2 separate regions of the Mus musculus genome follow, and region 1 is linked to region 2. Evidence: chromatin loops called from intact Hi-C (ENCODE). Cell type or tissue: gastrocnemius. All regions are shown on one strand. Links, peaks and the distances in the headings refer to the core of each region. The heading gives the core; the rest is flanking DNA.

What was found. A loop is a pair of places that touch in the nucleus more often than their neighbours do. Peaks named below come from ENCODE experiments on the same cell type or tissue, not always from the same donor. Only the 100,000 strongest peaks of a DNase experiment are listed, where the experiment ranks them.
Region 1: a loop joins it to region 2, with 3 times the contacts of the local background. A loop is called at or near these places in 1 of 42 quality-filtered maps.

What each region holds. Positions count from the first base shown.
Region 1 is chr11:87,410,470-87,415,852 of GRCm38, forward strand. The region is part of intron 1 of Tex14 (testis expressed gene 14); the gene reads left to right. Among named protein-coding and RNA genes, the nearest start is that of Tex14, 8.1 kb to the left of the region's middle. In gastrocnemius, for the core only: a CTCF peak has its summit at 3,171 (motif pointing left); no DNase peak of the experiment used is centred there.
Region 2 is chr11:87,124,109-87,129,491 of GRCm38, forward strand. It overlaps Trim37 (tripartite motif-containing 37), which reads left to right and starts at 2,967. Exons shown (of 24, transcript NM_197987.2): 1 at 2,967-3,386. The coding sequence starts at 3,366. In gastrocnemius, for the core only: a CTCF peak has its summit at 2,836; DNase peaks (open chromatin) are centred at 2,952 and 5,076; H3K4me3 peaks cover 1,919 bases; H3K27ac peaks cover 1,629 bases.

The sequences.
Region 1 (5,383 bases), core at 292-5,291, 290 kb after region 2:
CTGTCCCATAGTGTCTCATCTGTAATTTCAGCATTCAGAGGCCTAGGCAGGAAAACTGTCTAAAATTTAAGGGTGTATGTACTGAGTAACAGGCTAGCCATGATTATACAATGACACTGTCCTCACAAAACAAAACAAAACACTTGAAAAGGGTCAGGTATGGTGTTTTATACCTTTAATCTAGGCACTAAGGAGGCAAGGGCTAGACCTGTGAGCTCTATATAGCAGGTTCTAGGCCAGCCAGCACTATATAGTGAGATTGTGTCTGAAAAATGAAACAAAAAAGCAGAAAGGGGCTGAGAGATGACTCATTGGGTACCAGGAGTCTGCTTCTAAGTCTGATGACCATTGTTTGATCCTTCAGGCGCCCATAGTGAAAGGGGAGGACGGACTCCACACATGTCTCCCTTTTCAGAAAATTAATATATAAAGTGTAATTGCAAAATAAATCTTTCTGTTTGGCAGGACGAGGGACTGGGGTACATATTTTAGATATCAAAAGCAGGCCTGGCCTCCAGGTTCTCCCAGCATCCCTCAGTCTCTAGCTGGCATACCCTGCCCCCAACCCTGAACTTTCCAGGCCCGGGACTGAGCTGCCCTTCCCCCCAGAGGCTCCTCCCTATATAATCAAGACATCGTTTTGGATTGTCCCTTTCTCATGCTTGTGTGTGTTTCTCCCTCTCACCCATCCCCCTCCCCCCTCTCTGTTCTTTCTCTGGGCTTGCATCTTTCTTTTCCCCCTTCCCCTCTCCCTATGGTGACTTCCCTGGCCTTGGTCCTTGGGGCCAGTGAACTAGTCCTCCTGAGGACAGTTTTCCAATAAAAATACTTTTAATATAGTCTAATCTGTTTGAATTGGCTCATTTCACTGGTGGAGAAATAACATCACTTTCTAGTGCTGGGACTCTATAGCCTCACACATGCTAGATTTTCCACTGAGCTACATCTGCAGTCCATTCATTCAAATTTGAGACATAGTCTCTGTTTCCAAAGCTGGCCCCAAATTTATAATTCTCTTGGCTCTTTTGGAATAGTGGGATGGCAGGTATGCATTGCCAGGTCTGACTCAATATTCTGTGGGTGTTGTGGTTGGTTGGTTGGTTGGTTGGTTGGTTGGTTGGTTGGTTGGTTGGTTTTGAAATGGGTTTTCTGTAGCCTAGGCTACCATAACATATGCAGTATAGACTGACTGCAAACTTGAAGCAATCCTTGTACTTCAGCTTTCCAAAGTATTGTAATTACAGGTCCCAGCCACCATGCCTGGCTTAGAAAAGTCACCTCTTTGTCCTAAGGCAGGTTTTATGCATAAGTAGGCCAGTAATGATGAACATCTTGTGAAATACTGTAACTGAGCTTTGTGAAGGCTATGGACCTGTTAAGGACACCATGTTACTAGTTTAAGGAGGTATTACTACTAGGGGACAGGTGCGATAGTTCAATGGAAAAGATATTTGGTGCCAAACCCTGAGAACCTGAGTTCTATTCCCAGGACCTATGGTAGAATGAAAGAACCAGTTGGCTGGGCATGGTGGCGCACACCTTTAATCCCAGCACTCAGGAGGCAGAGGCAGGCAGATTTCTGAGTTTGAGGCCAGCCTGGTCTACAAAGTGAGTTCCAGGACAGCCAGGGCTATATAGAGAAACCTGTCTCAAAAAAAAAAAAAAAAAAAAAAATATATATATATATAGTCTCAAAAAACCAAAGGAAAAAAAAAAAAAGAACCAGTTGATCCCCTGTGAGCGATCACATGAGTTGTGCCACTTTCATGCAAGTTCATACATACACAGACACATACACTAATTAAATGTAAAAAAAAAAAAAACTTTAGAAGTATGCACAGGAAACCAGGAAGGTGGCTTGTTGGGTAAGAGACTTTCCCACCAAAGCTGACAACCTAAGTTTGATTCCCAGGACTCACAAGTTGTCTTTTGATCACCATATGGGCATCATGGCACCTTCATACCCAACAACTAATAAATAAGTAAGCAAGTAAACCAAATACCCCTAGGACCAGTATGAATGGTCATTTAGCTTCCAAATCTGCAAGCTAAAATTTAATCCCTAGGAATCACATGGTAGAAGAAAAGAACTGGCTCCCACGGGGTTTCCTCTAACTACACACTGTTCCATGATACATATATGTCCACACACATACACACAATAAGTAAATAGATGAATAAATAAATGTTAACAATAAAGAGGATTTTCTTTTTTCGTTTGTTTTTCGAGATGGGGTTTCTCTGAGGCTAGTGAGACCTTGTCTCAAAAAATAAAATAAAAACAACAAAAAGTTAACTAATGTCAGGAGTGATAGCACAAACCTTTAATCCTAGCACTCAAGAAGCAGAGATAGGCAGATTTCTGTAAGTTTGAGGCCATTCTGGTCTTCAAAATGTGTTCCAGGACAGCCAGTGATCTTTCATACAGAGAAACCCTGTTTTGAAATAATTAATTAGTTAATTAATTAAAAACAACTAGCAAACCATTGAAAGTAAATCATTTGCCTGGGATGTGTGAGCCCCAGAGTTCAGTTTCTAGCACTTTAAAGGTCCCCCAACTCCGTTTCCCTATTTTTTTCTTCCCATATCAGTCATCTCTTTTTTTTTTTAAGATTTTTTTTTAAGATTTATTTATTTATTATATGTAAGTACACTGTAGTTGTCTTCAGACACTCCAGAAGAGGGCATCAGATCTTGTTACAGATGGTTGTGAGCCACCATGTGGTTGCTGGGATTTGAACTCTGGACCTTCGGAAGAACAGTTGGGTGCTCTTACCCACTGAGCCATCTCACCAGCCCCAGACATCTCTTTTTTTTTTTTTTTTAATTGTCATTTTTAGTTTTAGTAAGATGTTTAAAACAGCATTGTTAGGTTAAAGAGATGGCTCATCGGTTAAGAGCACTGACTGTGCCGGGCAGTGGTGGCGCACACCTGTAATCCCAGCACTTGGGAGGCCGAGGCAGTTGGATTTCTGAGTTCAAGGCCAGCCTGGTCTACAGAGTGAGTCCCAGGACAGCCAGGGCTACACAGAGAAACCCTGTCTCAAAAAAACAAAAACAAAAACCAAGAGCACTGACTCTTCTTCCAGAAGGTCCAGAAGATCTAGTACTGACATAGCACCTTGAAGCCATCCGTAACTCCTGTTCAAGAAAATCTAGTGCCCTCTTGTGGGCTATGAGGACACTTGATGCATCTAGTACACAGACAGAGCACCCATACACTTTTTCTTTTTTTTTCTTTTTTGGTTTTTTCGAGACAGGATTTCTCTGTATAGCTCTGGCTGTTCTGGAACTCACTTTGTAGACCAGGCTGGCCTTGAACTCAGAAATCCACCTACCTCTGCCTCCCGAGTGCTGGGATTAAAGGCGTGCGCCACCACTGCCCGGCACACTTTTTCTTAAAAGCATTGTTTCACATACATACTCTCTTTTCTCTCTTTGAAACCGAACTTTTAACTTATATTGTAATAGCAGGTGTGGTGGCCCATGCCTTTAATCGCAGCAGGTACATCTCTGTGAGTCTGAGGCCAGACTGATCTACATATTAAGCTCCATAACTGCATGAAGAAATCCTGTCTCAAGAAAGAAAAAAGAAAAGAATAATAAATAAACTACATAATTTGTTTTAGTATGTATGTAGTCTCACACACAGGGGTCAGAAGAGAACCTTGTAGAGAGTACTTTCTCATCATGTGGGTCCCAGGGGCAGGCTTTATTGTGAGGTAGAGACCAAAGTCTGAATTCAGAATCTAAGCTGGGCAGTGGTGGTGCACACCTTTAATCCCAGCGCTTGGGAGGCAGAGGCAGGTACAGGCGAATTTCTAAATTCGAGGCCGGCCTGGTCTAAAGAGTGAGTTCTAGGACAATCAGGGCTACACAGAGAAACCCTGTCTCGAAAAGTCAATGGGTGTGGGGTGGGGAGGGGAGGGGAGAGAGTATGAATCTAATATTAAGATAGGTGACTACCTGGAGAAAAATCGTTTTTTTAGAGCAAGAGCAGGCTCAAATGCACATTACAGGGAGTTTTTAAAGACAAAGCACATAGAAAAACTACATTCAGGTTGGCAGTTGCAGAGGCAAATGAAAGCAGTTTAACAGTATCCAAAACCTTGCAGTTATCTGGGGCAGTAAGGGCCTTTCCATGGCATAGGTGGTAAGAGAGGCCAGTTTCATAGTAAATCAAAGATGTCTCCAGCTGGGAGAAGTAGAATCTTTGGCCTCTTACAGTTTGATAGCAAGTGCTTTAACTTGCTGACCCATCTCACTGGCTCTATTTCTCTCTTTGCATTATTTTTAAATATTTATGTTTAATTAATGAAGTATATAGCTGAGGATTACAGGCATGTGCCATTATAGCCCATGCTGAGAATCAGACCCACAGCTCTGCATACTAGGTAAGCCCTCTACCAGTTGAGCTACAACCCCAGCTTTATAGGCCTATAGTTCAATAGATATAATAATATAACATGTTGCTGCATAGGTTTAACAGTTTGCAAGTTCTTTGTTCTACAATTGTAAAAGTCTGTCCTAGATAGATTGTTGTTGCTATGATAAGCACCACAACCAAGAACAACATGGTGAGAAAGAGGCTTACTTTACTCTTACAGGTTATAGTTCATCACTGAGGAAAGTCAGAGTAGGAACTTACAGCAGAAACCATGGAGGAACACTTGAGTGTCTTGCTACCAGGCTCATGGTTCTTTCTTACATAGTCCATACCCACTTTCTTACCTATGGTGCTGCCCACAAGATCCTACATTAGTCAGCAACCAAGAAAAGACTCCACAGATATGTTCACAGGCCAGTCTGATGGAGAAAGTTCTTCAATTAAGGTTTCCTCTTTCTGCTGGGCAGTAGTGGTGCGCACCTTTAATCCCGGCACTCAGAGGCAGATGGATCTCTGAATTCAAGGCCAGCCTGATCTACAGAGCAAGTTCCAGGATGGCCAGGGAGAAACTCAGTCTTGGGGAGGGAAAAACACCTTTCCCAAGTATGTCAAAACCATGATTTACATCACAAAGTTCATAGTCCTTATGAGGAAAATTAATCATTCTTTGGAGTGATCTGAATTTGAAGTAAGATTCCATGGAGTAAGTAAGAAATAGAAACTTGGGGCTGATGAGATGGCTCAGTGGGTAAGAGCACTGACTACTCTTCCAAAGGTCCTGAGTTCAAATCCCAGCAACCACATGGTGGCTTGCAACCACTTGTAATGAAATCTGCCTCCCTCTTCTGGTTTGTCTGAAATAAATAAATCTTTAAAAAAAATCATAAACTTAAAAAAAAAGAAACTTATAATTAGCTGACAGATCATGGACATGAAGGTATTTTCTCTAGAGTGTGGCTTATCCATTGCATTTCAACTGTGCTGAGCCTTGTGATC
Region 2 (5,383 bases), core at 145-5,144:
AAAACCAGTTTAGTAGGCTGAGAGGAGTCAAGAAGGTACTATACTCAAACCGGCCATGGAGTTCCAGGTGAGTCGGGCCACACAGCAAGACTTGCTTTCAAACAAAATCCACACGTGTGAATGTTTTCCCCTTCCATTTGTTTTCCAGGACTTGAGACTCTGTGACCCTCCCGGCCTGGAGATGGCTCAGAGTTTAAGAGCACTCACTGTTTTTTCAGAGGTCCTGAGTTCAATTCCCAGCAACCACATGGCTGCTCACAGCCATCTGTAATGGGATCTTGTGCCTTCTTGTTGGCGTGTCTGGAGACAGCTACAGTGTACTCATAAATAAAAATTAATTAAAATAGACTCTGTGATCCTCAAATATTGCCAGTAAAATTCTCTACCTCAACATTTAAATTGAACATATTCGGATTACTTGTTCATTTTGTAGTTTTGGCAGTGGCTTTTGTTAGCTGGAATGGTTACCTTTTTAATGTATTTGCATCCACTTACCTATAAAATAAAACCTAAAATTGGTCATAGTATCTAGCCTCCATGTTATATTATCTTCATTCTTATTACTTTTATTTAGGATTATTTCTCATCTAGATACTATTTTCTGTTACTATAGTGTTTCTATATAATACTATTTAAGATATTTAAAAACAAGCATAATGCATATTATTTAGAAGTAGTCAGCCTTCAGTTTCTTTATTCATTTCTATACATATTCACATAGAATTTTTCTTTAGAAAAAAACAAAACAGGTAAGCATACATTATACTGTAGCATTTAAAATTTTCATTTTATATGATTTCATGACATACATTATACATTTAACATCCTTTTTAACACTTGTAACTACTGTATGGCTATATCATGATTTTGTTTAGTTTCTTATTGATAATCTGAGTCATTATAAAAGTAATAGCATTTTGGGGGATGTGTCTTGTGGCAAAGGGCAGAGCAAAGTCAGCCCCTAAGTGCTGTTTTTGTGAGACATGGTCTTGGGCTAGGGCTCTGGTTGGCTTTCTTCAAGTTCTCAATCTTCTGTTTCAAGCTCTCCAGTGCTAGCAGACTCCCTCACCCACGAGCTGACAAAGGACCTTTAACCCTTACTTAGCCAACTACCAATTTAAGCACTGTATGCCTATTTTTTAACAAAGACCTCTAACTAATTACAGATTTCTTTTATTTTCTACTATTATGAACTAGCCTGATAACTAGTTCCTTAAACATTTTGGGTATATATGGCAAATATACCATAATCTATAGGCTACTGTTATCATCTGTTATACTACAGGGCAAAGGTTTCTCCATATTGTTGAGAATTCCAAATGCCATAATATTTCCCACAAACTTTTGATTGTTTTTTTAGTCTGGCGACTTAGCCCAGGCTGGCTTTGAACTCACTAAGTAGACCAGGCTATTCTGGAGATGGTTTCTGCCTGGTCATGAAAGGCTATGATTAAAAGCTAAAGACATGTACCACCACACCCGGCCTCCACAAATTTTTAGGTATAGATTAAATTTTAAAGTGTAAATAGAATGTGGTGGCATACCTATGTATATCCTAGCACTGAAGAGGCTAAGGAGGGAGTTGAAGGCTGGCATATGCTTTATAGCAAGTTCTAGGTCAGTGCAGGTGACATGGGAACATCAGCAAAAAGGTACAATTCAGGACACGTTAGTAAAATTATTCTGCAACTATCAGCCTGCATCTAGTTCAAAGACCATAAGTGGTTTGAAATGAAAGCCTTTTTTGCTTTTGGTTTTTCAATACACGGTGTCATTGTGTATCCCTGATTGTCCTGGAACTCCACCTGCCTCTGTCCCCCAAATGCTGGGACTAAACGAGTGCTCCACCATGCCCAGCTTGTGAAAGCATATTCTATCTCTACTTAATTAAATTATGTGTGTGTAGATTATTTTGGGTTATATTAATATATGTGCATGTGAGTGTGGGTGTTTTAGGTGGGCAGAATGGAGTTGGAGTATAGGCTGGAGACCAAAGGCAGGGTTAGAGAGTGGTCCTCCCCCGGAGTAGCAAGTATTCTTAACCTCTGGGCCATCCGTCCTACCTCCATAAATCTTGTTTATAGTTCATATAATTTTTAAAAAATGTTGCTAGTAACGAAAAGATTCTTTCTAGATTATCAATTCTCTGGATTGGGTTCATAAATAACTTTGTAATAAGCTTAAGAGAAGAATTAAGATTTAAGTATTTGACCAACGCCTTTTGTCTCACATACCCTCAATTTCTGCACCCTAACTGGTCTCTTCTGGAAGGAATTTAGAAGCGATTCCCTAGACTCTTTGTTAGTCCCCATAGCAAAAACAACTCAAGCTGCAAGAAAGCCTTAGTCGGTGGGATGTGGATCCAATTGTCTCACCAAAATGAGAAGACGTGGTACCTCTCCCCTGCAATCCTTACTTCCAGGAAGCTTGGAGACTTCACTATACGTCCAGTCTATCATGAACTAAAGAAACCTTGTCTCAAAATAACAGGTCAAGAGAAATCGCCGGTCCATTACAATTGGAGCTTTCAAATGCATTTACTATGGAGGGGGACTAAGTTTTTTTTTTTTTTTTTTTTTTTTTAAAGCTTAAAGTCTGCGTTTCCTCCCAGAGGCGGAAAGCAAACACTAACCAAGCAAGAGTTCCCGGCTCCAGGGTCTCCTTAGGTGACCCACAAACAATGGGAACGCAAATAAGACTCTCCGTCCCTTCCTAATACTCGGGAGCGTGGCTTCTTCCAATTAGGACGCACCAAGGAGCCTACATCACTGGCGGTAAAATCTGCGAGGCGAAGGGCACCGCGCCGACGCCCGACACGCCTCCCCGCGGCACCGCCTCTCCAAGTCTCGTGTGCTGCGCGCACCGCGGGAACCGGGCGCCCGCCTCTCCTCCCGCCCCGCTCCGCCCCGCCCCTCCCCTCCCCTCCCGCAACGCCGAGTGCGCGTGCGCATCGCGTCCGCCCCGTTGCCGCGCCTCTAGCTGCCCTGGTTACCGTTGGTGTTTGCGAATTCTCTGTGGCGCCTGTTCCGCCCCGGACGGGCCCCGCGGCGGTTTTCACACGCGCGCGCCGGCGTCACGTGGGCCAGGGCTCCCACGCGGACGCAGGCCAGCTGCTGAGGCGGGAGGAAGGCGTTGCGGCTACCGCTAGCCCTTCCCTCTCCGCCCCAGGGCTGGCGCGCGGATAAAAAAAAATGGCGAAATGCGGGGTAGCCGGTGGGGAACCCGACGGGATGGGGCGCGGAGGTGGCACTGTTGTGGGAGCCTGCTGAGGTGAGCGCAGCTGACCTGGCGACCTCGGGCCGGCGCCTGACAGCGCAGACACGGACTCCGAGGGTCGCCGAGGGCCCCGCCGAGAGCCGGAGGCAATGGATGAGCAGAGTGTGGAGGTGAGGGGCATCACGGAGGGTGGCGGCTGGGCTCCTTTTCTATCCGGGGCCCCATGCGCTCGCCCTCCCTGTGGGAGGCAGCCTCTGCGAGTCGCGGAGAGGGAGGCTGGCCCGGCGGTAGTGCTTCCAGCCCTCAGCATGCCCGGTGCTGAATCTGTTCCGCAGTCAGGTGCTGCGGAGCTCCAGCGATGCCTTGGCACCTGCTCTCGTCGCTGTTTGCAGGCTGAGCCTTTCTAGAGCAAAATTGCAAATTCATCGGAAGGACTTGCCCTGCTTTCTCGCCACGACTTGCTCTGCATGATTAAACATTTTTTTCACCCTCAGCGGTTCATTTTGTAGGACACACACACCTCTCTCACACTCGACTGACTTAAAGACTAGTAGTTTCCAGCATTGATTCTTGTAAGATGATTTCATGATTGGGGTATTTCCATAAAGGCTAGAATCATCAAAACGATTGCTTGGGGGCTGGGGGGCGTGAACCGTTCAGAGACTAAAGTACTACATGATTTTTGCTTTTTAAAAATAAGGGATAACTTACTGAGCATTGCTCTTGAGATTAACCCAGTTCACCCCCATGGTTTTATTGTCTTCCCAAAGCCAGTTAAGAGTCCGCATCTCTCAGGACCTGGTCTTGCAGTTATGACCATCAGTAATTTTCTACTTAATTGCTCTTGTGAAAGTTGTGTGAAGGTTTTGTAAACTTTTCTTGGTTTTAGGAGGGTTTAATTTTTCTGGAATGGAGTAAAAATAGACGTGGGTAAACTTCCCTGTTTTCAATTTTTTTTTAGTTATTAACTTAATGTCAATAGGGACACTCGCATTTATAGTGGCTGCAGATTTTCAGGCTCACATAATTAGTTGATTACATCAGGACAGAAATTCAGATTCTGAATTAGTTTGCCTCTAATCACGATATCTTTACAAATGTTTGTTTATTTAGTGTGTGCATGGGTGTGCATTGATGTGCCGGCGTGGAGGTCAGGACAACTTGGAGTTGCTTCTCCTTTTACCATGTGGGATTCCTGGGATAGAAGTCAGGTCTTCAGGTTTGGTGGTAGGAGCCTTTGGCAATGCTGAGCCACCTTGCCCGTTCCAGTATATCTTCTTAAAAATTTGCTCATGTCTGGACTCAGTGATGCATACTTTAATCCCAGCCCTTGGGAAGCAGAAGCAGGCAGATCTCTGATTTCTAGGCCAAGATAGTGAGCACAAGGTGTTTCAGGCTGGCCTGAGCTACATAGTGAAACTGTCTCTTAAAAACAAATTCCATCCCTTAATTACAAAAGTAGTTCATCTCCATTGTGGAAATCACAGAAGTAAAAAGTTGTCATTGTGTATTTAGTCATGCAATCTTTCTTCCATTTCTTACTGATACACACATACACAGTTTTCTACTATAAGTATTTCTGCATGCTGTATTTGGCATAATTTACTTAGTATTTGTCTGTAAGGGCTGTAATCACATTCTTACTTTTATTATAAGTACCCCCTCAGTAAGAATATTTCTACATAAAGTTTCTCTTTGCATTTCATGGTTTCATTTTTTTTTTTTGATGTGTATCAGAGTGAGTATGTGTGTGTCTGTGTGCTTGCGTGTGTCTGTTACACATACCCAGGTCATTGGTCATTACATTCCACCTTTTGTTTGAGACAGGGTCTCACTGGCCTGGAACCTCACCAGTTAGCCAGGCTAGTTGGCAGTGGGCTTCCAGGGATCTGCCTGTGTGTGCCCCTGTCGTGTCATAGCTGGGATGGCATGCAACACCATCCTGGATTGTACCTGAATTCTGGGGTTCTCAGACCCTTATGCTTTCAAGGCAAGCGCTCCATCGTTTAAGCCACTTTCTTAGTCTGTTTGTTTTTCTTGGAATCATCAGGCTTATTAAAAGACAAGCATGTTTTCCAGATGTTCTGACTAATCAAGTTCTGACAGGGAGTATAGTTAAAACTGAGCATTATTAGTACCAAGTAAGTATAAATGTTAAGTGAATTGT